Linked DNA regions of Mus musculus: region 2 is linked to region 1. A link is a loop called in an ENCODE intact Hi-C map of the cell type or tissue named here. Cell type or tissue: heart. All regions are shown on one strand. Each heading gives the region's core, and the rest is flanking DNA. Links, peaks and the distances in the headings are about the cores only.

Region 1 (11,405 bases), core at 4,224-9,223:
ACCAGAGCTCGTGGCACTTGGGATCTATTTGGTACCCAATACATAGGATGTGGGGGTGCCGAGTATGTTTGCTCTGGGGCCTGGTAGAACACAGCTGTTAGCCAACTATGTGTGTGAAATACACATAGGTGGGGGAATTGACTGGTGTTAACATTCCAGGTTGGGCTGGTGAGATGGCTCAGTGGGTAAGAGCACCCAACTGCTCTTCCGAAGGTCCAGAGTTCAAATCCCAGCAACCACATGGTGGCTCACAACCACCCGTAACGAGATCTGACACCCTCTTCTGGAGTGTCTGAAGACAGCTACAATGTACTTACATATAATAAATCAATAAATCTTTAAAAAAAAAAAACATTCCAGGTGTGACATTGACAGCATAGAGATGCACAAACAGGTGAACTTAGAAGAAGCAGTGGGGCCTGGAGAGATGGCTCAGCAGGTAAGAGCACTGACTGTTCTTCCAGAGGTCCCAAGTTCAAATCCTAACAACCACATGGTGGCTCACAACCACCCGTAATGAGATCTGATACCCTCTTCTGGTGCATCTGAGGACAGTGTACTTATGTATAATAATAAATAAATCTTCGGGCCAGAGCAAGCAGGGACTGGTCGTGCGGAGTTGAGGCTCACAACCACCTGTACAGCTACAGTGTATTCACATACATAAAAATAAATAAATCTGAAGAAGAAGAAGAGGAGGAGGAGGAGGAGGAGGAGGAGGAGAAGAAGAAGAAGAAGAAGAAGAAGAAGAAGAAGAAGAAGAAGAAGAAGAAGAAGAAGAAGAAGAAGAAGAAGACGACGACGAAGCAGCAATGGTGGCTTAATGTAAAGAAGGAAGCCTTGGGGGTGGAGCTGGAGAGGTACCTCACTAGTTAAGAGCATTTCACTGATCTTGCAGACTAGATTTGATTCCCAGCATCCATATGGTGGCTCAGTACTGTCTTTAGGGAATCTGATGGCCTTTCTGACTTCCACAGGTTCCTATGTGCATATGAATTCAGACACACACACACACACACACACACACACACACTCATTCACACACACACAGAGAGAGAGAGAGAGAGAGGATAGATAGATAGATAGATAGATAGATAGATAGATAGATAGATAGATAGATAGATAGATAGATAGATAGATTTGGTTTGGTTTTTAGTTTTTCAGCCCTGACTGTCCTGGAACTCACTCTGTAGACCAGGCTGGTTTCAAACTCAAAGAGATCTGCCTGCTCTGCCTCCTGAGTGTTGGGATTAAAAGTATGCTCCATCTCAGGGCAATAGATAATTCTTAAAAAGATATCTTAGTTTCCATGAGCTGCCTTAGGGAAAAAAAAACTTTTTTTTTAAAGTAACAAATTGTTTTTTTTTTCTTTTCTTTCTTTATTTTTTAGTATAGAATAGTTTATTTAGGGCATGGGGAAGGGAGTTAAGAGTGTAGCAGAGGGAGCTGGAGAGATGGCTCAGCAGTTAAGAGCTCCGACTGCACTTCTGAAGGTCCTGAGTTCAAATTCCAGCAACCACATGGTGGTTCACAATCATCTGAATGAGATATGATGCCCTCTTCTGGTATGTCTGAAGACAGTTACGGTGTACTTAGATATTTTAATAAATAAATCTTAAAAAAAAAAAGAGTGTAGCAGAGGCTGAGAAAGGCAGAGAGGAGAAACTAGAGAAGTAGTGGCCAGCTATGGAGAGAGGGGGGAAGAGAATGGGGAGCAAAAGGACAAGAGGGTAAGAACGGTTTTTTTCTTTTAATATTTATTTATCATGAGGAGGTGTGTTCAAGGACACACCCATGCACATTCATGCCACAGGTGCAAATGGAGGTCAGAGGACAACTTACAGGAATCAGTTGTCTTCTACCATGTGGATGCCAGGGATCAAATCTAGGTTGTCAGGTTTAGCAACAAGCACTTTATCTACTGACTCATCTCACTGGCCTGAGAATTAACATTTTAATAATGCTAAATTCCCCAATCCATCTACAAGCAATGTATAAAAATACACGTGTGTATGTGTGTACCACTTTACTATGTCTTTATGGAACTCTCCGTCTCCTCAGTGCACAGGGCTGGTACATCTTCTGCCACATTTGTTTATATCTTGCCGTTTCAATGATGAGAGGGGAAACCCAGAGGTCTTTCTATGAGCCGAGTGCATTTGGCCAACCTTTGGGAAGCGATTTTAAGCGATGTGTTTGTGTATCTTTTTTTCTTTCTTGATGGTTTTTACATTTTTCAAGCTTCTGGTTGCTCATTGCTAGTATTTAAAAAACAACTACAAAGCTGGAGAGATGGCACGCTGACTGCTCTTGCGGAGGACCTGGGTTTGCTCCCAGAGTCCACACTGGGCAGCTCACAGCCACTGTATCTCCTGCTCCAGGTGATCTAATGCTTTCTTCTAGGCTCCACAGACACTCATTGTATACACTCAGGCATGCACACAAATAAAAGTGAAAGTAGTATTTTGCTTTTAGCATAGATGTAGCCATATAGAGAATCTATATATATATAGTTCTAGCTGTCCTGGAACTCTCTATGTAGACCTGGCTGGCCTCCTTAAACTCACAGAGATCCCCCTGCCTCTGCCTCCCAAGTGCTGGGATTAAAGGTGTAGCCACATTCTCAGTCCTCCAAATTCTTTTTAAAGTTTTAAGGAATAATTTTATAAAGCTCTTTGAATTTATTTTTTATTATTATTTTATGGGTATGGGTGTTTTGTCTGCATGTATATCTGTGCACCATGTGTGTGCTTGGTGCCAGAGGATTCCAGAAGAGGACGTCAATCTCCCTGGACTCGGAGTTACAGGTGGATTGTGAGCCCCATGCGGAAGCTGGGAACCAAACCTGGGTCCCCTGAAAATACTGCTGAGGCAACTCCCTGAAGCCCTTGAAAAACACACACACACACACACACACACATACACACACACACACACACTCCACATCTAAAAGAATAAGTAATCAAAGCCAGATAAGAAGGTTTGCAAAGGAAAGAAGCTGCCGGCTAAATGTGATATGACTGTAAAATATCCCTTACAGATGCAGACCTTTAAGCACTTGATCCCCAGTTGGTGGTACTGTGTGGGAAGCTTGGGAGGTGTGGACTTGCTGGAGGAAGTGCCTCCCTGGGGGTGGGCTTTGAGGCTTTATAGCCTTACTCTTCCACCCCTCCTCTAACACACACACACTTTCTCTGTGTCTCTGCCCCGTCTCTGCCTGTCTCTGTCTCTGTCTCCTCCCCACTCCCCGTCTCTCTCATCTCTCTGCTTCCTGCTCCTGCTGCTGCATCTGCTGCTTAGTTGTACACATCTCTGCCGTGATGGGCTCTTATGCCCCTAGAACTATGTGCTAAATAAACTCTTTCTTCCATAAGTTGCCTTAGTCACAGCGTTTAATCACATCGAAAGGAAAAGCTGAACTAAGCTTTATGAGACTGACAGTCCACCGCAAGTGGAAGCCAGCATAAGTCAGTTACATTTACATGGTCTGCTAGAGCAATGCACGGATCAGATTCGTGATGCTCAATAGCTCAGACATCAGTCCTGAGAGCAACAGGACCGTCATGCACAACAAAGAGAGAACTGTCGATTCCTGGAAACGCTCATGTTAGGAGTGATTCTAAAGAATGGGTGCTTATCTGGAAAATAGGAAAATGAGCATATAACAAAGTAAACTCCAGATAAAGAATCAATCATAATAACAGTACTGGAATCTCAAAATAATAGGACCCACATGTAGATGGTTATGCATCTGTGTACTCTGCATAAAGCAACAGTGATAATCACAAAACACAAGGCACCAAACAAAAATATGTGGGCTTCTGGAGCCTACCACACCAAAGAGGTGATGTGAAGTCAGGGCGTTGGCATTTTTTCTAGACTCTGCCCCAGAGTTACCTGGAAACAGCCAGGTATGCCTGACTCACTACACACACACACACACACACACACACACACACACACACACACACACACATGCTGCTTGCCCCTCCTCTCTCTCTTGCTCTTGCTCTTGCTCCTCTTGCCCTCCCCCCTCTGCCCCCTCTCTCCTCATTCTCCTCCCACCTGTCTCTCCGTGTGCTTGTTGGTGGCCAGCCTCTACTCCCCTCTCTCCCTCTCCCTTTCTCAGCATGGGCATGCAGAGGTACCCCCTTCCCCCAACACCATACTGCGCCTCCACCAAACATATCTCTGGCTTCTTTTTTCTTTTTATAAAACACAACACAGGGAGATGGAGGGTGTGGAACAATTGGAAGTGGAAGAGACCCAGGGCAGGGAAAAGAGGACTCCTCAGACTCCGATATTTAAGTTAAGGTGCCCTGTCCTTTCAGCTGATCCTGGAAGAAGCTTCACGCTCCTGTGGCCTTTGATCAGTGGCCAAGATGAACAACTTGGCACAGAGAAAACCAGGCCCTTGGATATGAAAAAGATGAAAAGAATGAAATCCCCCAGGGCAGAAAATGTTCAAAGATGTACCAAAGAAGACGTGGAAGCAGAATCACTAATAAAGTAATTCAATAGCCGGAGAAAAATCAGCCAGCTTATGAGGAAATCTGGGTGAAGCCAAGTCATCCAGCATGCTAACGTTTTCTAGATAAAGCAGTGTCTGTCTGAGATGATTAATCCTTTTTTAAATGATTTAATTAGTTATTTAATTCATAAACAGGGTCTCAACTATGTAGCCCTGACTGGCCTTGAACCCACAACGATCTACCGACCTTTGCCTTCCAAGTGCTGGGATTAAAGGTGTGCCAGCAGAGGATGTGGGGACCCCCGAGACTGTAGTTACAGATGGTTGTGAACCATATGAGTGTTGGGAATAAAACCTGGATTCTCTGGAAAAATAGCCATCTCTCCAATCCCTGGTTTTCCTTCCTTTCTTCCTTTATTTTTATTTTACGTGCATTGGTATTTTGCCTGCATATATGTCTGTGTGAGGGTGTCAGATCTTGGAGTCATAGACAATTGTGAGCCATTGCCATGTGGGTGATAGAAATTGAACCTGGGCCGGGCGATGCTGGCACACGCCTTTAATCCCAGCACTTGGGAGACAGAGGCAGGCAGATTTCTGAGTTAGAAGGCCATCCTGGTCTACAAAGTGAGTTCCAGGACAGCCAGGGCTATACAGAGAAACCCTGTCTCGAAAAACCAAACCAACCAAACAAACAAACAAAAAATTAAACCTGGATCCTCTGGGAAAGTAGATAGTGCTCTTAACAGCTGAGCCATCTCTCCAGCCCCTCTTTCTTTCTTTTCGAGACAGGGTCTTACCATGTAACTTTGTCTGGCTTTGAATTTGCTATGTAGACCAGACTGGCCTCAATTTCAAAGAGATCTACTTGTTTCTGCCTCCTGAGTGCTGGAATTAATGGAGCAACCACCATGCCCAGTTTATCATCATCATCATCCACAATAGTAGTAGTAGTAGTAGTAGTAGTAGTAGTAGTAGTAGTAGTAGTAGTAGTAGTAATTATGTGTGTGTGCATGTGAGTGTGTGTGTGCCATATAGAGTGCATTGTGGAGAGTAAGGAGCATCTTTTGAGCACTTCTACTTTTTTTGTTTGTTTTTGGTTCTTGGAGACAAAGTTTCTCTGTGTGTAGCCCTGGCTGTCCTGAACTCACTCTGTAGACCAGGCTGGCCTTTAACTCAAAGATCTGCCTGCCTCTGCCTCCCAAGTGCTGGAACTGGGCTGGGATTGAAGGCAGGCACCACCACCACCCTGCAGCTTCCACCACCTAAGGCCCAGTCTCTGCCTCTGCGCTGTGTGCTCCAGGCTGACTGGCCCCGGCTTCTGGGCCGTGCTCACAGCTTCACCCCTCGTCTCTCAGGAGGTTCTGGGATATGTGTCACCTGCAATATGTGTCACCTGCAATATGTGTCACCGGATCCAGCTTTTTCTACCCCACATGGGTTCTGGGGATTGAACTTGGGTTGGCAAGATCTCGAAGCTGGCACTTTTACCCATGAGCCATGATGCCATCTTCCCAAACCAGAATTCACTTTTTTTCCTCTGCTCCCCTGACTTCAAAGCAAACACCATCTTCCAGGTTGACAGGAATTGTTTTGTCCTTTGGGTGGGGTTCTGCTCTCAAAACTTTCACAGGCTTTTTTTTTTTTTTTTTTTGGTTTTTGGTTTTTGGTTTTTGGTTTTTGGAGACAGGGTTTCTCTGTATAGCCCTGGCTGTCCTGGAACTCACTTTGTAGACCAGGCTGGCCTCAAACTTGGAAATCCGCCTGCCTCTGCCTCCTGAGTGCTGGGATTAAAGGTGTGTGCCACCACGCCTGGCTTCACAGGCTTTCTTAGATTCTATGAGCTACCCCTTTGGTCTCCAGGGCTGTTAAGACTAACTGTGAGAATGAATGAATGAATGAATGAATGAATGAATGAATACACTGTTAAGTCTCTGTGCTCAAGCCAAGAACTCTCTGTTAAACCCATTAACCTTACACTGTGAGGACCTGCTGTCTGGCTCCACTCTGCCTCTTTGGAAGACTCTATTTCCTTCTTTGGGAATACAATTTCTTTTTCTTCAGGATCGTTTGCCTTTGTGTGTGAGTGTGTGTGTGTGTGTGTGTGTGTGTGTGTGTGTGTGTGCCTCTGTGTGTGAGTGTGTGTGTGTGTGTGTGTGTGTGTGTAATCCAGGGCATGCTGGGCATGTGCATGAAGTGTTTCCAGCCCTGGTCATTTGCTCTTTACTTAATTTCATCATGCCCACCATGCAAAATTACACAGGAGTGCTGAGGCTGAACCTCAGTTGAGGGACTTTGTCTAGCAAGCCTGAAGTTATGCATAAGCCCTGTGAACGGGGCTTGGTGGCACACATCTGTTCAAGACCTTGGTCTCTGTCTTCTACAAAATAAATAGATACCCCTACCTGCTTATACTCTAGTCTGAATTCTGACCATAAATGTAAGTGCTATTACAAGATTGGGAGGGAGAGTGGAAACCAACTAGCCATACACTGGGATGAACAGAGAAAACTACTGCTGCTATCTGTCCCTGGTGTTCAATGAGCAGTTGAGAGCTTAGCAGGTTTCTGTAGTTCCAGGTCGCCCCCTAGTGGTCATCTGCTTTATAACCTCATCAGTAAGATCTCCCCATTGGTCTTTTTCGCCTAGAACCTCCCTGACTTTTTTCTGCAAATCTATAAACCCTTGAATCAATTCTCTTCCTATTCAAATACCTAGAGAGACAAGGTCCTTCCTGTGGGTGAAGTGTGGGGTCCCAGTAGCCCCAACGTTCCTGTCTCCAGGCCAAATTGAGAAGTTGTCCCTGAGGTAACCAGGTATGATGGTTGATTCTGAGTGTCTTGACTGGATTGATGGGAGGCCTAGATAGTAGACAAATTCATTTGAGTTGTGTGTAAGAGTGCTTCTGTAGGACCCTGGCTTATGAGTCTCATTGTAGAGCCCAGGCCATGCTTCTGCCTCCCCCTTCCAAGTGACTAAATTTAACAGGTATGCACAATCATACTCAATTTATGTCTGTCTGTGTTTAAAGACACCTTGCTAGGGTGGGAGGGGTAAAAATAAACTTACTGAGTATACTTTATTGGTTCCTTAGCATTGAACTTATGGCCAGAAACACCATGCTGAATTTTCCCTGGAAGTCATATCACAACTTTTTTGCATTAGTAACCCAACTCAGCTCTTTAGAACTGCATGTAGGGACCACATTCAACAGGGAGATTATCAATAAAAAGTACAACCTGTGAGCTGAAGAGATGGCTCAGCGGCTAAGAGCACTGGCTGCTCTTCCAGAGGCCCTGAGTTCAATTCCCAGCAACCACATGGTGGCTCACAACCATCTGTAATGAGATCCAATGCCCTCTTCTGGTGTGAAGACAGCTACAGTGTACTTATATACATAAAATAAGTAAATATGTCTTTTAAAAAAAAGTACAGCCGGGCATGGTGCTGCACGTCTTTAATACCAGCACTTGGGAGGCAGAGGCAGGCAGATTTCTGAGTTTGAGGCGGCCAGCCTGGTCTACAAAGTGAGTTCCAGGACAGCCAGGGCTATACAGAGAAACCCTGTCTTGAAAAACAAAAACAAAAATAAAAATAAAAACAAAAACAAAACAAAAAAAGTACAACCTGAAAAAAAAATGGGGACTAGAATTTTTAAAAACATAACTATTTATAGTATGAAAAAGGGAAATAGTAAGAGATCACTGTTGATAAACCAAAGATTTTGCCAGTCTGTATGCCTTTAAATGGCATATATATGCCTGTAAGTGGCATATACATATACACATATACATACATACACACACACACTGTATGTGTGCAGGTACCCATGGAGGCCAGAGGAGGATGTCAGAGCTCCTGGAACCGGAGTTAACAGGCAGCTGTGAGCCAACATATACATCCTGGAAATTGAACCTAGGTCCTAACAGCAAGTGCTCTTAACTACTGTGCCATCTCTCCAGCCCCTCAAGTCACAAAAAAAAATTTTTTTTAAGAAAAGGTTTTATTTATTTATTATATGTAAGTACACTGTAGCTGTCTTCAGATCTCATTATGGGTGGTTGTGAGCCACCAAGTGGTTAATAAGATTTGAACTCAGGACCTCCAGAAGATCAGTCAGTGCTCTTAACCACTGAGCCATCTCACCAGTCCCACAAAAATTTTTTTTAAAGATTTATTAAATCTTTAGTTTATTTAGCTGTCTTCAGACAGAAGAGGGCAATGGATCCCATTACACTTGGTCTTGAACCACCATGTGGTTGGTGCTGGTAATTGAACTCAGGTTAAGAGCAGTCAGTGCTTTTAACTGCTGAGCTATCTCTCCATCCCTTGAGTCACACTTTTTTTTTTTTTTGAGACAGGGTTTCTCTGTGTAGTCCTGGCTGTCCTGGAACTCACTTTGTAGACCAGGCTGGCCTCGAACTCAGAAATCCGCCTGCCTCTGCCTCCCAAGTGCTGGGATTAAAGGCATGCGACACCATGCTCGGCAAGTCACAAATTTTTTTGGGGGGGGGGGTGGGAGGAAAAGGTTTATTTGGCTTAAACATCTACATTGATGTTAAGTAGTGAAAGAAGTTAGGACAGGAACTCAAACAAAGCAAAATTCTGGAGGCAGAAGTCAATGCAAAAGCCAAGGATAGGTGCTGCTCACTGGCTTGCTCCCAATGACTTGTTCAGCCTGCTTTCTTATAGAACCCAGGATCACCTACCCAGGTATGGCACCACCCACAATGTTCTCAGCCCTCCCCACTGATCACTAATTGAGAAAATGCTGGACCTTATGGAGTCTTTTTCTCAACTGAGGTTGCTTTCTCTCTGTTGACTATATCTGGGATGAACTACAATCCAGAATTGGAAGGTTCACCTGTGATCCTAATCTGGAGGCTGAGAGACACAAGTTTCTTTCTTTTATTTTTAAAATATTTTTTTATTATGTATTTTCCTCAATTACATTTCCAATGCTATCCCAAAAGTCCCCCATACCCTCCCCCCAACTCCCCTACCCACCCATTACCACTTTTTGACCCTGGCGTTCCCCTGTACTGGGGCATATAAAGTTTGCGTGTCCAATGGGCCTCTCTTTCCAGTGATGGCCGACTAGGCCATCTTTTGATACATATGCAGCTAGAGTCAAGAGCTCCGGGATACTGGTTAGTTCATAATGCTGTTGAACCTACAGGGTTGCAGATCTCTTTAGCTCCTTGGATACTTTCTCTAGCTCCTCCATTGGGGGCCCTGTGATCCATCCAATAGCTGACTGTGAGCATCCACTTATGTGTTTGCTAGGCTCCGGCCTAGTCTCACAAGAGGAGTCACAAATTTTAATAAATAGAAAAATTTGCAAATATGAAGTCTATGGATAATGAGGACTGAGTTATGTTTGGGCTTTGCATCTAGAATGTTCCACAAGCTCACATGGGAAAGGCTTGGTTCCCCAGTTCCTGGTACTGTAAGGGACCGTGGTGGAACCTTTAAGAGGAGGAGCCTTGCTAAAGAAGAGTGGTGGGGCATGCTCATGCTCTTTCCTTGAAGGCTTTAACAAGAGAACCCTAGCCCTTTTCTGTCTCACTGAATCTTGTGTTTGTGGTAGGGCCTTGAGCATGCTAGGCAAGTACTCCTCCACTAAAATATACCCACCGCCCTTAGACTGTATATATTATATCATGGTTTTTTGCAAGTTATTGGCTTGTGTGATTGTGGAGGCTGAGAAACCTAAATTCTACATGGGGTATGGCATTCTGCAGCAGCTGAAGTTCATGTGCAGAAATATATTACTGTTCTCACTGCCCCCTCCCCTGGCTGAAAAAGTCAGTAAAAGTGACAAGGAACTGGAGATGTTTTCAACATATTAGCTGTTCAAATCATTGAAGAGTCCTGGAACCCCAATAACCCATGGGGGTTTTGCATCCTGGTTTTTACCCAGTTCTGGCATGAGACTTCCCCTAAAAACAGGTACTGGGAATTGACCCTAGGACTTCGTTGGTAAGCTATGTCCCTAACCTTTAAATTTTTTTTCTTGAGCTTCACTAAGTTGTTCAGACTGGCTTTCAGCCCACTCTGTATCTCAGATAGGCCTTTAATTCATGATTCTCCTGTCTCAGCCTGCTAAGTAGTTGAGATTATAGGACTGCCTGCCCAACCAAATCCAGCATTAGAGCCAGACTTTCTTCTGTGTGTATGCACATGTGTGTATGGGGGTACATGTGCTTATGAAGGACATAGATTGCATAGAGTGCCTTCCTCAATCATGCTCTACCTTATTTTTGAGACAAGGTCTCTCACTGAACCTGGAGTTCACTAAGTCAGCAAGGCTAGCCCAGCCAGAAAAGCCCAGGATTTTGGCATGAGCTATCACTACATGTAGCTTTTTTTATTTGTGCACTGGGGATATGACGTATGTATGTAGATGCATGCATGGCCAGCACTTTACTAAGCACAGAAGTTATTCAGAATGTCTTCAGTTGGTTGAGGCCTTTCAACCAACTGATTTAGGTTTATAGGGTCATTTAGGATTAATCTCCTTTACTCCTCCCCACAGCAGAAACTAGATTCATTGCAGAAAACTGTTGTCTAGGTAGACTAACATCTCAAAAGGCCATTAAAGTCCTTGAAAGAAATTATACATGCTTTCCTATCACAGTACAGTACAGGAGTTCAAACCATGAAGATGTCCTGGAATTCATTCTGTAGACCAGGTTGGCTTTGAACTCAAGAGATCCACTTGCCTCTGCCTCCAAAGTGCTAGGATTACAGGCATGCACCATCACTGCCTGGCCGAATTAAGTCCAGGTCAGATACAAGTGGAGTACTCCTTTAATTCCAGTACCTAGGAGGTAGAGGCAGGTAGAGTGAGAATTCAAGCCAGCCCTTGCCTACACCATGATGCTGCTACAAACATAAAACGGGGGTGGGGGGTCGGGGTGTTGGATGACAG
Region 2 (11,405 bases), core at 3,765-8,764, 160 kb before region 1:
CCCCACATCCTGGCCAGCGTTTGCTGTCAGACTCCTTTCTTCCGATGGTCACCACTTCTGTGGCGCTGTGACAGATTGTGGCCGAGGGCTGGGCAGCCTGGGACAAGAGCGCGGTTATCTGGCTTCTGAGTTTGCTGCCGCTGCGGTCGTTGCGTTTGGCTTCAGTGCCGACTCTCTTCCTAGAACTGCTGCAGCAGCTTCACCAGCAGCTGGTGGAGGCTGAGCGCCGGGCCATGACCTACCTGAAGCGGTACAATAAGATCCAAGCCGACTACCACAACCTCATCGGTGTCACAGCTGAGCTGGTGGACTCTCTGGAGGCCACAGTCAGCGGCAAGATGGTAAGGAACACACCCTTTGTGTAGAATTGTGTTCAGAGAAAGTGCATGGAGCCTGGACCACATTGCTGTGGGGCTCTCACCCTGTATTTCAAAAGGCTGGTGTGCAGCAACCATGCTAACTAACCCTTGCAATGTTTTACCTGTCTTCCAAACACATGCTCTACTTTGCTGTCAGTTTCTGCCTTTGTTTTTATTGTTCTTTTGTTTGTTTGTTTGGTTGTTTTTTTAATGTTTTTTTTTCTTTTAAAATTTTATATATGGGGGGCTAGAGAGATGGCTCAGTGGATAAGAACACTGACTGCTTTTCCAGAGGTCCTGAGTTCAATTCCCAGCAACCACATGGTGGCCCACAACCATCTGTAATGGGCTCCAATGCCCTCTTCTGGTGTGTCTGAAGACAGAGACAGTATGCTCACATATATTAAATAAATAAATTTTTTTTTTTTTTTACTATATGGGCCCTTCATAGTAGTGGTACATACCTTTTGTTTGTTTGTTTGTTTGTTTGTGTTTGATTTTGTTTTTTCGAGACAGGGTTTCTCTGTGTAGCCTTGGCTGTCCTGGAACTCACTCTGTAGACTAGGCTGGCCTCGAACTCAGAAATCCGCCTGCCTCTGCCTCCCAAGCGTGCGCCACCACACTTGGCCGGTACATACCTTTAGTCCCATCACAGAAACACATAAAAATACATAAATCTAAAAAAAATGGCCAAAACATGAAAGGTGCATTCTTTTTTATTTTCATTTCGATTGTACGTGTATATGTGTTTTGCACATGTGTGTTTATTCACCATTTCATGCCTGGTGCCCAAGGAGGAGGAACAGGGGCCACAGATCCCATGGAGTTGGAGTCCAGGCACTTGTGAGCTCTCTGATGTGGATGCTGGGATCTGAACTCAGATCCTCTGGGACAGAGAAGCAAGTGCTCTTAACCACCGAGCCATTTCTGCAGCCCACAGCTCGCCTAGAAATGTGAGCTTATGACAAAAAGTCGAAAGAAGGCAGAGGAAGACATAGTGACTTCACCATGGTCTCACCCCTCCTTAAAGATTTATTTCATGTCTGTGAGTACACTATCGCTGTCTTCAGACTCACCAGCAGAGGGCATCAGATCTCATTACAGATGGTTGTGGGCCACCATGTGGTTGCTGGGATTTGAACTCAGGACCTCTGGAAGAGCAGTCAGCACTCTTAAGTGCTGAGCCATCTCTCCAGCCCTTCATCCCCTTTTTTGATATTGATGCTAACATGTTCTCGTGTGTGATTGAGGTATATTTGTGTGCATACATGCAGTGTAGACTCATGCACCCAGTGTTCTTATGTTTGGTTGTGACCTTATGACCCATCCTTCCTCTGAAACTTGCTGTTTTGTTCCTGTGTATCACAGTGTTGATGTCTTTGCCCACAACCATACCTGGCTTCCTTTAGCACACTTGTAAAGAAAAGGCATCCGTGAATCCCACCTATCTCATGCTGCAAATGCTTGCTCAGGGTCCCGCCGTGACGATGACCCATTCGCAGATCTCCAGTGATGGAGATGGAGACCTTTGCCTGCTGTGACAGTGCTGCCGTGAGGACTCTTACATAATCTGTATTGCTCGGAGTGCAGAAAAGATCCTGAACATGGATTGCTAAGTCACTGTTTTGACATATGTTGTCAAATTACTCTCCTAAAAATTATCAGAATACCTGTTTTCTGTAACACTCAGCAACACCATCCATGGTTGAACTTTGTATGTAGGTGGGTAGGGTTTAATTTCAGGCCTTGGGAGGCAGAAGCAGAAGGATTTCGAGTTCAAAGCCAGTCTGAGCCTTCATGGCAGGAAGTCAGCATCATGTCATGCACTTGACAGCTTATTGATCATGTCTGTCATCCACTCCGCCAGCGATTCCTCAGTATTGGGCCCGTTTGAGGCCTTATCCCTCCTTAGTGTGGGCTAGGCAGCTGGGCATCTTTCATCTCATGGACGGCTCAGGAATGGAAATGCAGGGGTAGGGCTACTGAGCTCCTCATGTTGTCAGGAATCCAAAGCTGGATCCCTGATCTTCAGATTTGAGAGTTTGTCACTCTTGCCACGACATAAGGCTGCCCACTTACTCTATGCCCTGAATCTACAGAGAAGCTCGAGAAACCATTTAGCTTCCATGGCAACTGAACTGCACTGAGTGAAAGGCACAGATGGGTAGCCGGTGATCAAACCTGTAATCACTTTTTAAGCATGATTTATTAATTTTTTTATGGGCTATGCATCGGTTGTTTGCCTGCTTGTATTTAACGAGAGGGTTGGCTCGCCTGTAACTGGATTACAGACATTTCTGAGCTGTCCATGTGGGTGCTGGGAATTTAATTCTGTCCTGTGGAAGAGCAGTCAGAGCTCTTAACTGCTGGGCCACATCTCTCAAACAAGTCAGTTACTTTTATTCTCCTAGGTCAGTGTGTGAACTCTACCCCAGAGCTCTGAGGGTTCGGTGGTTACTTTTAATTATTAACTTGCCCTACTTTACAACCCTCTGGGAAGAGTGACTCCGTGAGGGAGTCTGCATCAGGCTGGCCAACAGGCATGTCTGAAAGAAGAGTGTTTTGATTTAAGGTAGTTGATTGAGGAGACCCAGCCCACTGTGGGCAGCACCATTCCCTGGATCTGGATTTTGAACTATGTAAAGTGCAGAAATTGAGCTAAGTAGTAAGCATTTGCATTCCCTCTGCCCTTGACTGGATGTGACTTGCTGCTTCAAGTTTCTGTTGACCTTGACTTCCCCTCAGTGACGGGCTGTAGTGAGCTAAAGTAACCCTTTCAACCTACATTGCGTTTTATAAGGTATTTTTTGTCACAGTAGCAGAAACTAGGACAAAGGGGACGATGCGCTCTTTGGCATGGCCATCCATCCCATCAGTCGGTCTCCAGGAGATGCTGAGGTAGCTGCGGTCCTGCTACAGGAGCCGTAGATACCGGAGGTCCTGTGGGCAGTCTGATGGCTTTCACCTGGCTGTAGATACCGGAGGTCCTGTGGGCAGTCTGATGGCTTTCACCTGGCTGTAGATACCGGAGGTCCTATGGGCAAACTGCATGGCTTTCACCTGATTCCCTCATCCTTGCAGATCACCCCCGAGTACCTGCAGAGTGTCTGTGTCCGCCTCTTCAGTAACCAGATGCGGCAGAGCCTGGCACACAGCGTGGACTTCACGAGGCCTGGGACGGTGAGGTGCCATGAGAGACGGGGTATCCTGGGTTTGTCCCCCAAGACTTACAAGTGAAGTTATTAGAGAGAATGAAAGCCTGTGAGAAAGTGACATTCAGGAGCTAGAAGCTCCCAGAAGGAAAACAAAGCTATTTTTGAGGAGGTTGCAGCTGAGGTTAGCCCTTTGGGTGAGAAAGGAGAGGTGCTCTTTCAATCTACCATGGCAGCTGCTCCTGCGCACTGAGGCCTGAGAGTCAGGAGGAACAAATCGAAACCTTGCTGTCTTTAAAAGAACTCTCGTGGGCTAGGGCGAGCGCTCAGTACAGCGCTTGGTGTGCAGGCACCAGGACCTGAGTTTGCTCCCTAAGGCCTGGAATGTGTGACACCCCAGTGCTGGGAAGACACAAAGGCAGGTCCCAGAGGCTTGCCACCCAGACAGGCTAGCTTACTGTGAGCTGCAGGACAGGGAGAGAGAGGCCTTCTCTCCACAAAAAGTAGACAGTGCCTGAGGGTTAACAACCAGCTTTGTTCTCCAGCCTCTGCATGTACATGCCACATACATGACTGTACTTACACATGCTTACACACATACAAGAGAGTTGGGGGTGAGAGATTGGGCTTAAGATAAGACTTTACTTTTTAACTTTTTATGCAAATTAAAGATTTAAAGAAAAAAATCACAAGCATAGCAAGGAACATTGGCGTCTTCTTAACCAGCATGTATTTATTGTGTGATTCTATGTGTGTGTGTCTCCCCACCCCCATGTGTCTCCATACACAAACACAATAGGGTTTATAAAACATTTGTACATACTTGCCAGGCTGGTGTATATTTATTGCTGCTTTCTTGCTTTGTTGGGACAAGATCTCATGTAGATCAGACTGGCATTGAACTTCCTTAAACTCTGATGCTTCTACCGGCCAAGTGCTGGGATTACAGACATGGGATACCATACCTGACTCCAAAGTGGAGTTCTTTTCCTTTTCTTTTAGAGGTTTATTTTATTATTTTTAGTTCTTTGTAGCATGTCTGCATGTGGTTGTGTGCATATGAATGCATACAGGCCAGAGGTTGTGGATCTCCAGAGTTCTTGAGTTCTGGAAACAGAACTTGGGTCCTCTGGAAAAGCAGCAAGTACCCTTAACTGTTTGCCTTGGTCAGCCTCTCTCCTGTGATCCCAGCATTAAAGAGGCTGAAGCAGGAAGGAGCAGGAAGTTAAAGCTTAGCTTGGACTCCACAGGGAACAGAAGACTGGGCTGAAAAGGGAGACCATATCTCCAAACCAAAGAGAGGGACAAGGTGAAGATTATTATTCTCTTACTAATCACAGAATTATCAGCTCCAGTATGTCATCTTATCGAATTTGTCCACTTCCACTTGTCAGCGGAACCTCTCCTGCTCGTCATAGCCACTAACATAGGTCTGCATTGTGTGCGTTGTCTGGACTCTGTAGCTCCTTTGCTCTGGACCGTTCCCCTGGTCTTTTCTTTGGCTCTCATTGTATTGACACTTGGGGAAACTGTAGTCCTCCTTTAGAAAAGCAGGCTACTCCCCTTACCTGTTTGGTGTTGCCTTGGGGTTGGGCTCAGGTTTGCATCCCGGGCTGAGTGTTTTCTGGGGAGTGACATGCTTTTCCTAGGACAGCACATCTAAGAGTGCACAGTGTGGACTCAGGGATTCGTAACCCTGGAAGACTACCAGTGTCTCTAAGGACACCCTCAAATTTCAGGAGCCCACCTGCACCCTGGAGCTCAGACCTGCCTGAGCTTGGTCAGAGGCTGGGTGGGGGAGGTCCACTCTGGACAGAGTCCCTGACGAGCCTCATAACTGCTGGGTCAGTGCTTCAAGCCAGGCCGTTGACCACCCACCTGAAGCCCACTGCTGTTTGTAAAATTCACTGCACTGGTTTCCAATCTGGATTGCTTCACACACACCCTTCTGGATTAGAATACAAGACAAAAGAACTGCTCAGCGGGTGTGCAGAGATCACCATCAACACTGGCAAAGCTCTCGTTGGAGAGCATGGGCTTCATTTGTGGAGAATGTCATCAGGAGTCATCACTTCTGGACAGCCTGCTAAGCCTGTACTGCTGCCCTTACCAGAGAACCACCACACGGGGGCAGCATAAACAACCAAGAGCTGGCCTTACCACAGAGCAGCCACATGGGGGCAGCATAGATGAGCAGAAGTAACCTTTCTCTAGCAGGCTCTGTAGTTGGCAGGAATGGGTGGGCAGGTGGAACACAGCAAGGTGTGCCCTGTCACATAAACTCAGTGAGTCATCCCTCTACTTAGAAAAAAGAAGTGCCATACTGGCAGAGGCCTCACAGACTCCAGGAGAGGAGAAAGACTTTCCTGCCTGCCCTTGTCTGCTCATGCCCAGGCCACTGTGTCCAAAATGCTACCTTGTCAGAGCTGGCAGGTGAATGCAGTTGTTCCCAGGACTGGTACTGGTGATATTCTTGTGTTTTGAGGTAGAGGATTCTCCTGGATGTTCTGTGACAGTGAATCACGTGTGTCCCCTTGTCCTCATGTGGCTGGCCTAATTCTAGTTTCCCTCATCTTTGCCTTAAAGGGCCAGAACTGGGATAGGTAGGAATCAGAGTGTGTTATCGGCTGCCTAGTGAGAAGTCAGGATTCTCCCCTGGGCACAGGAGAAAAGACAATTTTCTAAGATTCTAGAAAGACATCCACGCCACATAATGGCCTTTTCACAGCAGCCAACAGTAGCCCCTGAGTACTGTGGTAATGGCATGGCACTATAGACAGTCTCACTCTGTAGACCAGGCTGGCCTGGAACTCAGAGATCTCCCTGCCGTTGCCTCCCAAGTGCCCCCAAGGGATTAAAGGCATGTGCCACCATGCCTGGCCTTCAATCTTGTACAAAGACAAAAACATGTAATTGTATTTTATAGACTGTATCCCTGTTGTCTTAAAAATATTTATTATTATCTTAATTATGTTTATATGTGTGTGAGTACAGTACCAAACATCATTGCTGGGGATTGAACTCAGATCTTCTTCCAGAGCAGAAAGTGCTCCTAAGCTCTGAGCTATCTCTCCACTCTCTGGATCCCCATCGATACAGAATGCATGCCTAGTGCTCAGGTTACACAAGTCACCACCATGCAGTTAGAGGGAACCTGGTGCCAACTCATCCCTGTACGACCTGCTGAAGAGTCAGTTTATCAATACAGGTTAGGGCCATATGAACATTTGGCTTGGAAATCGCAATTTAACAGTAAATTTGGCAGAACACAAACCAATTCTTTCAACTCAGCTGCCTCCCATAGCTTCCCATCTGCCTGGGTTAAACACACATCCTCCAGACCTTTAAAAATGTGTACACTTAAGCTGCTTTACAGCTCACTCTTTAGCTTATTAGGACATTTGTGGTTGTTTTTATTGTTTTGAGACAGGATCCCAAGCTAGCCTCACACTTATAATCCCTGTTTCAGCCCCTCCCCGTGCTGGGGTTCCATGCAAGTACCCCCCTTGTCAAACCTAACTATGCTTTTAAGGGCATTCTGTTCTTGTTAGTATGCTTTTAGCTCCTGTGCTGTGTAGAGGTAGCGGTGGTGTTCAGTTTTTTGAAACAGAGTCTCTCTACATAGCCATGGCTATCATGGAACTCACTGTATAGACCAGACTAGCCTTGAACTCACAAGAGTTCTGCCTCCTGAGCACTGGGATTAAAGATGTCCGGCACTTTGTAAAGTTTGAGGGCAGTATCGTACATCCAGCCATTCCTCTCTGGGTGGAGAGGACTGGCTAGCCTATGGCTGTGAAATTGCACGGCTCATCCTTTCTTTCTCTGCCATTTTACTCCAAATGATGAGTATACATAAGGCCAGGTGAGGGACAGTCCTTCCAAAGCTCTGCCTGGATAGGACGGTGTAAGAGGGTGACCGACTGTGTCAGAGATCCCTGGCCAATCCTCCAGTTGAAACTCGAGCCGTATTTCAAGTGAGTCTCAAGGCCCCGTAGTGACTCTCCAGGACTTAGGAGTCCGTGAGACATTTTCATTTAAGTGCATCCTTACTTGGACAAACAGCACAACTGGGAACTAACCCTCTGTTTTCCCCATGTCTCCAGGTAAGGATGTGTTGGAAATGAGAGTTACTCTGTGATAGACCTCGAGGGGAAGCCGCATCTGCACTCTCCTTTGTTTTAGTCAAGTGTTACAAAGGCTATAGTGGTTGTCCCCCTTTTTCAGGGTGGTCTGTTCAGTTGTTGAGGAATGGAGCCAAGCATGGCTCTTCTCCCTGTTTTGTGGCCCTGGCTCTGGCAGAGCCTCAGCAACTGTAGCCATCGCACTCCTGTAACTTCTCTAGGTCTTCACAGGATACCTGCAGTTGTCCACATGGCCATTCCACTTCAGGCTCAGTGTGGTGAGAGTCACCTGCTGAGATCCTGTCCCCTTGGTGCTGCCTCGCACACAGATGAATGTCCTGTATTCCCAACCACAAATCCGTGGCAGTTCACACCGTTAGCCCTCAATCAGTTGGTAGAACCATGACCTTCCCTAGCTCCAGACACAGACTTCCTGACTCTTTCCACAGATCCCGGCAGAGACATTTGTGTGCCCGCTGTCTGCTCTGCCTCGTTGCCTGTTGTGAAGAATGAGACTCCTGGGAGTCAGCGCTTGGTCCTCCCTGTCATTCAGATGCACTGGTCATCAGGAGCTGGCTGAGGGCTCTCTGCTGTGCTAGTTGCTGTGCGTTGCTGAGACTGTCCCTAGTTCTCTCCTGGCTGTGAGCCAGGGTCTCCTCTCAGTGTCATGCTGGTCGCTCAGCTTTCTGGGTGTGTCTGTTGTTTATGTCTTTGTATCCTAGGAAGGATTCAGGTGTCTTAGAGGTAGCAGGTCCCATTTCACCTTTGCTCCCAACTGTCCTTATTTCAGGGTAAAGGGGTTCACTTTCTGTACGTGCCCTCTCCTGGTTACAGAGTCACCCAGGGCTGTTCCCTCGGGTGCAAGCTGAGACCTTGAATGTCCCACGGTGATTTGAACCTCTCTGGAAGTTTTCTTGGGAGGGTTCCATAGGTGCCCTTTAGCACCGTGGAGGCCTGGCAAAAATGGGCCTGGCCTGAGGGGTTTGTCGGCTCTCTTATCCTCTGGGTGCCAGCCACTGAGGGTGTCGAGCCCCCAGCCTTTTTCTGCTCCCACCTGGGCCAAGCACTTGTTCCCTCCGCCCTTTTTTGTGCTCACATTTTTCAAAAAAAAAAAAAAAAAAATGTGTTTGCAGACTAAACTTAGCTCAGAACAAACAAACTCTGATTTAGGAAGCATGTGGCCTAGTGAGATTCCTGGAGGGCCACTCTCCCTCCTGAGCTACCCCTAGGAACACTCCTTGATGATCTTCAGGTCTGGATCACCAGCTGTCCCAGGCCTTCGAGCTGGCCTCAGGCAGCATCTGAGGGAAGCCTCAGCCCCAGGCCTAACTGTGGCTGAAGAGCAGGAAAGGTGTGAAAGGTGTGGCATTGTCACCTTGACTTGTCAGCAGAGCACCTTTGTCAGCCTAAGAATATCCAGAGCTTTCACTGACCTGATTCAGTAGTTGACACCTCGGTTCTTGGCTTAATCTACTGTGCCCTCCATCTGTCCCACCCATCAGGGAGGTTAGGAACGCCCTGCACCTTTTATCTGTCTCAGCTGAACCCTAGTTCTTTCTGGGCCTTGCTCTTTCAGTGTTAAGAAAGTGTCCTGAAGAAAAAAAAAGACTCTACTGTTAACTTCAGTGATGCTTTCTGGCCATGAAAGATTGTGTGCTCTCCTGTTTTCTCCCACTGGGCTGTTACTGGCCAGCTGTTGGGCTCTGCATGCACTCCACACACTACAGTACCCACGGCTGTGGATCAGTGACTCAAATCAAGCAGCAGGAGCCGTGGTCATAACTGGCTCGAGAGCGTGCAGTAGACACCTTAGAGTGAAGCCTTGGCTTTATTCAGTGGCATCACACACACCAGGGGACATGGCTCGTACCTACAGTCCAGCATTCAGGCGAACCAGAAACTCAAGGTCATGCTAGGTTCAGTAGTGACTTTGAAGCCAGCCTGGGCTACACGAGGACCCAGATGTCAGAGTGGAGGCTGTCACACTGCAACCAGAGCTCCACTCAAGCAGCCCCCAGCAGAGGGAGGAGCTTGGCACAGACAATCGGGGCAAGATACTGACCTGTTCTGCCTTCACTGGGGTCCCCACCCCCAGTGACGTTCTCACTGGGCTCACAGGGTGGGAACCACCTGTGTCCCATGGGTGGAAAGTGAAGTCTTGAGTCATTCAGCTAATGTCGGAAGACCCTTGACTGTTTGCTCTGTGTCGGACTGGTTGGTGGTCGGCAAGCGGTAAGATGATTAGCAGGCCAGTGTGGCTGTGACCCTGGATGAGGCTGGGGCTCAGTTGGTAGAGTACTTAGCATTCTTATAACCTTGGTGCAATCCCCAGAACCACGTAAAACCAGGCATGGTGGTGGATACCTGCAGTCCCAGGACTCTAGGAGGTGAGGCAGGAAGATCATAAGTTTGAAGTCATACTTGTTTACATGTCAAGTTGGGGTCCATCCTGGGCTACATGAGACTCCTTTGCAAAATCAAAACAAAAGCAACCCAGAAAAATCACATAAGTCCTTGTATAGATGAGTTGCAACAACCAACAGTCTCTCCAGACATCACCAGATGTTCTCTGGAGGCAGTCTCACTCCCAGGTAGGAACTATTAGGGCAGCAGTTCTCAATGTGTGGATCATGCATCAGACATTCTCCAACATCAGGTATTTATGGTTCACAGCAGTAGCAAAGTTGCAGATATGAAGTTGTAATGAAATGATTTTATGGTTGGGGTTCAGGACACCCTAATACCAAGTGTTATCAGCACAAAGGTTTATTTGCCCCAGAGGACAAAGGGCAGGAAATAAGACAAAGATAGGAGATAGAGGGTAAGGGAGAAGGGGAAAGGAACAAGGGAGTAGGGGGAGTGATATTTGTCTGAGACGGGGACAAAGGACTGCCTTTAGATAGTGAGGGGACAGATATGGCCCACAGCTTATAAAGGTACAAGGGGAAACCCTGTGTTAGGATGAGGTGTTTAATTTTAATTAGGTATGAGCCAAAGGCGGGTTCTAATTGCTGGACTTCAGTACTTCTTTGATAGCTCGACCTTGGTAGTCAGCCTCAGAAGGAGGAAGCCTGAGATAGATGACTTCTTTAGGGAAGAGTGAGTTTTATTGGGGGAATTAGAAATGAGTTGATACTATTGATTTTTTGCATTTAATGTGTATAGTAACATTGTAACAGCTCCTTGTTCTCACTTGACCCCAGTTGGCTTACTGCCTTTCCCGCCCTGCTGTCCTTATTTTATTTATTTATTTATTTATTTATTTATTTATTTATTTATTTATTTATTTTTGGTTTTTTGAGACAGGGTTTCTCTGTATAGCCCTGGCTGTCCTGGAACTCACTTTGTAGACCAGGTTGGCCTCAAACTCAGAAATCCCCCTGCCTCTGTCTCCCGAGTGCTGGGATTAAAGTCGTATGCCACCATGCCTGGCTTCTTGCTGTCTTTAATGTGTGGGATGAGTTGTTGGGTGAGTTTTCTCTAGATGGCATCTCAGACCTGTTTCCAAATGGCTCGGTTAGTTATTAATAAAAATAAGTCATTTATTTAGTCAAAACACCAAAGGATTAAAACTGCTAAGAGTATAGCTGTGTAGTAGACTGCTGACCTAGCACTTGCAAGGACCTGGGTTCAGATCCCAGCACTGCAAAAACTATTATAGTCAGTCATGAGGCATTTAGAAGTGAGATGTGGGACTGGAGAGATGGCTCAGTGGTTAGGAGCACCGACTGCTCTTCCGAAGGTCCTGAGTTCAAATCCCAGCAACCACA

What was found. A loop is a pair of places that touch in the nucleus more often than their neighbours do. Peaks named below come from ENCODE experiments on the same cell type or tissue, not always from the same donor. Only the 100,000 strongest peaks of a DNase experiment are listed, where the experiment ranks them.
Region 2: it touches region 1 in a loop (9-fold over the local background); 41 of 42 quality-filtered maps call a loop at or near these places.

What each region holds. Positions count from the first base shown.
Region 1 is chr1:86,332,569-86,343,973 of GRCm38, forward strand. No RefSeq gene overlaps it. Among named protein-coding and RNA genes, the nearest start is that of Snora75, 13 kb to the right of the region's middle. In heart, for the core only: a CTCF peak has its summit at 7,063 (motif pointing left); a DNase peak (open chromatin) is centred at 7,093.
Region 2 is chr1:86,173,374-86,184,778 of GRCm38, forward strand. Armc9 (armadillo repeat containing 9) reads left to right here. Exons shown (of 25, transcript NM_030184.2): 8 at 184-341; 9 at 3,441-3,539. Among named protein-coding and RNA genes, the nearest start is that of Armc9, 24 kb to the left of the region's middle. In heart, for the core only: no CTCF peak of the experiment used is centred there; a DNase peak (open chromatin) is centred at 5,668.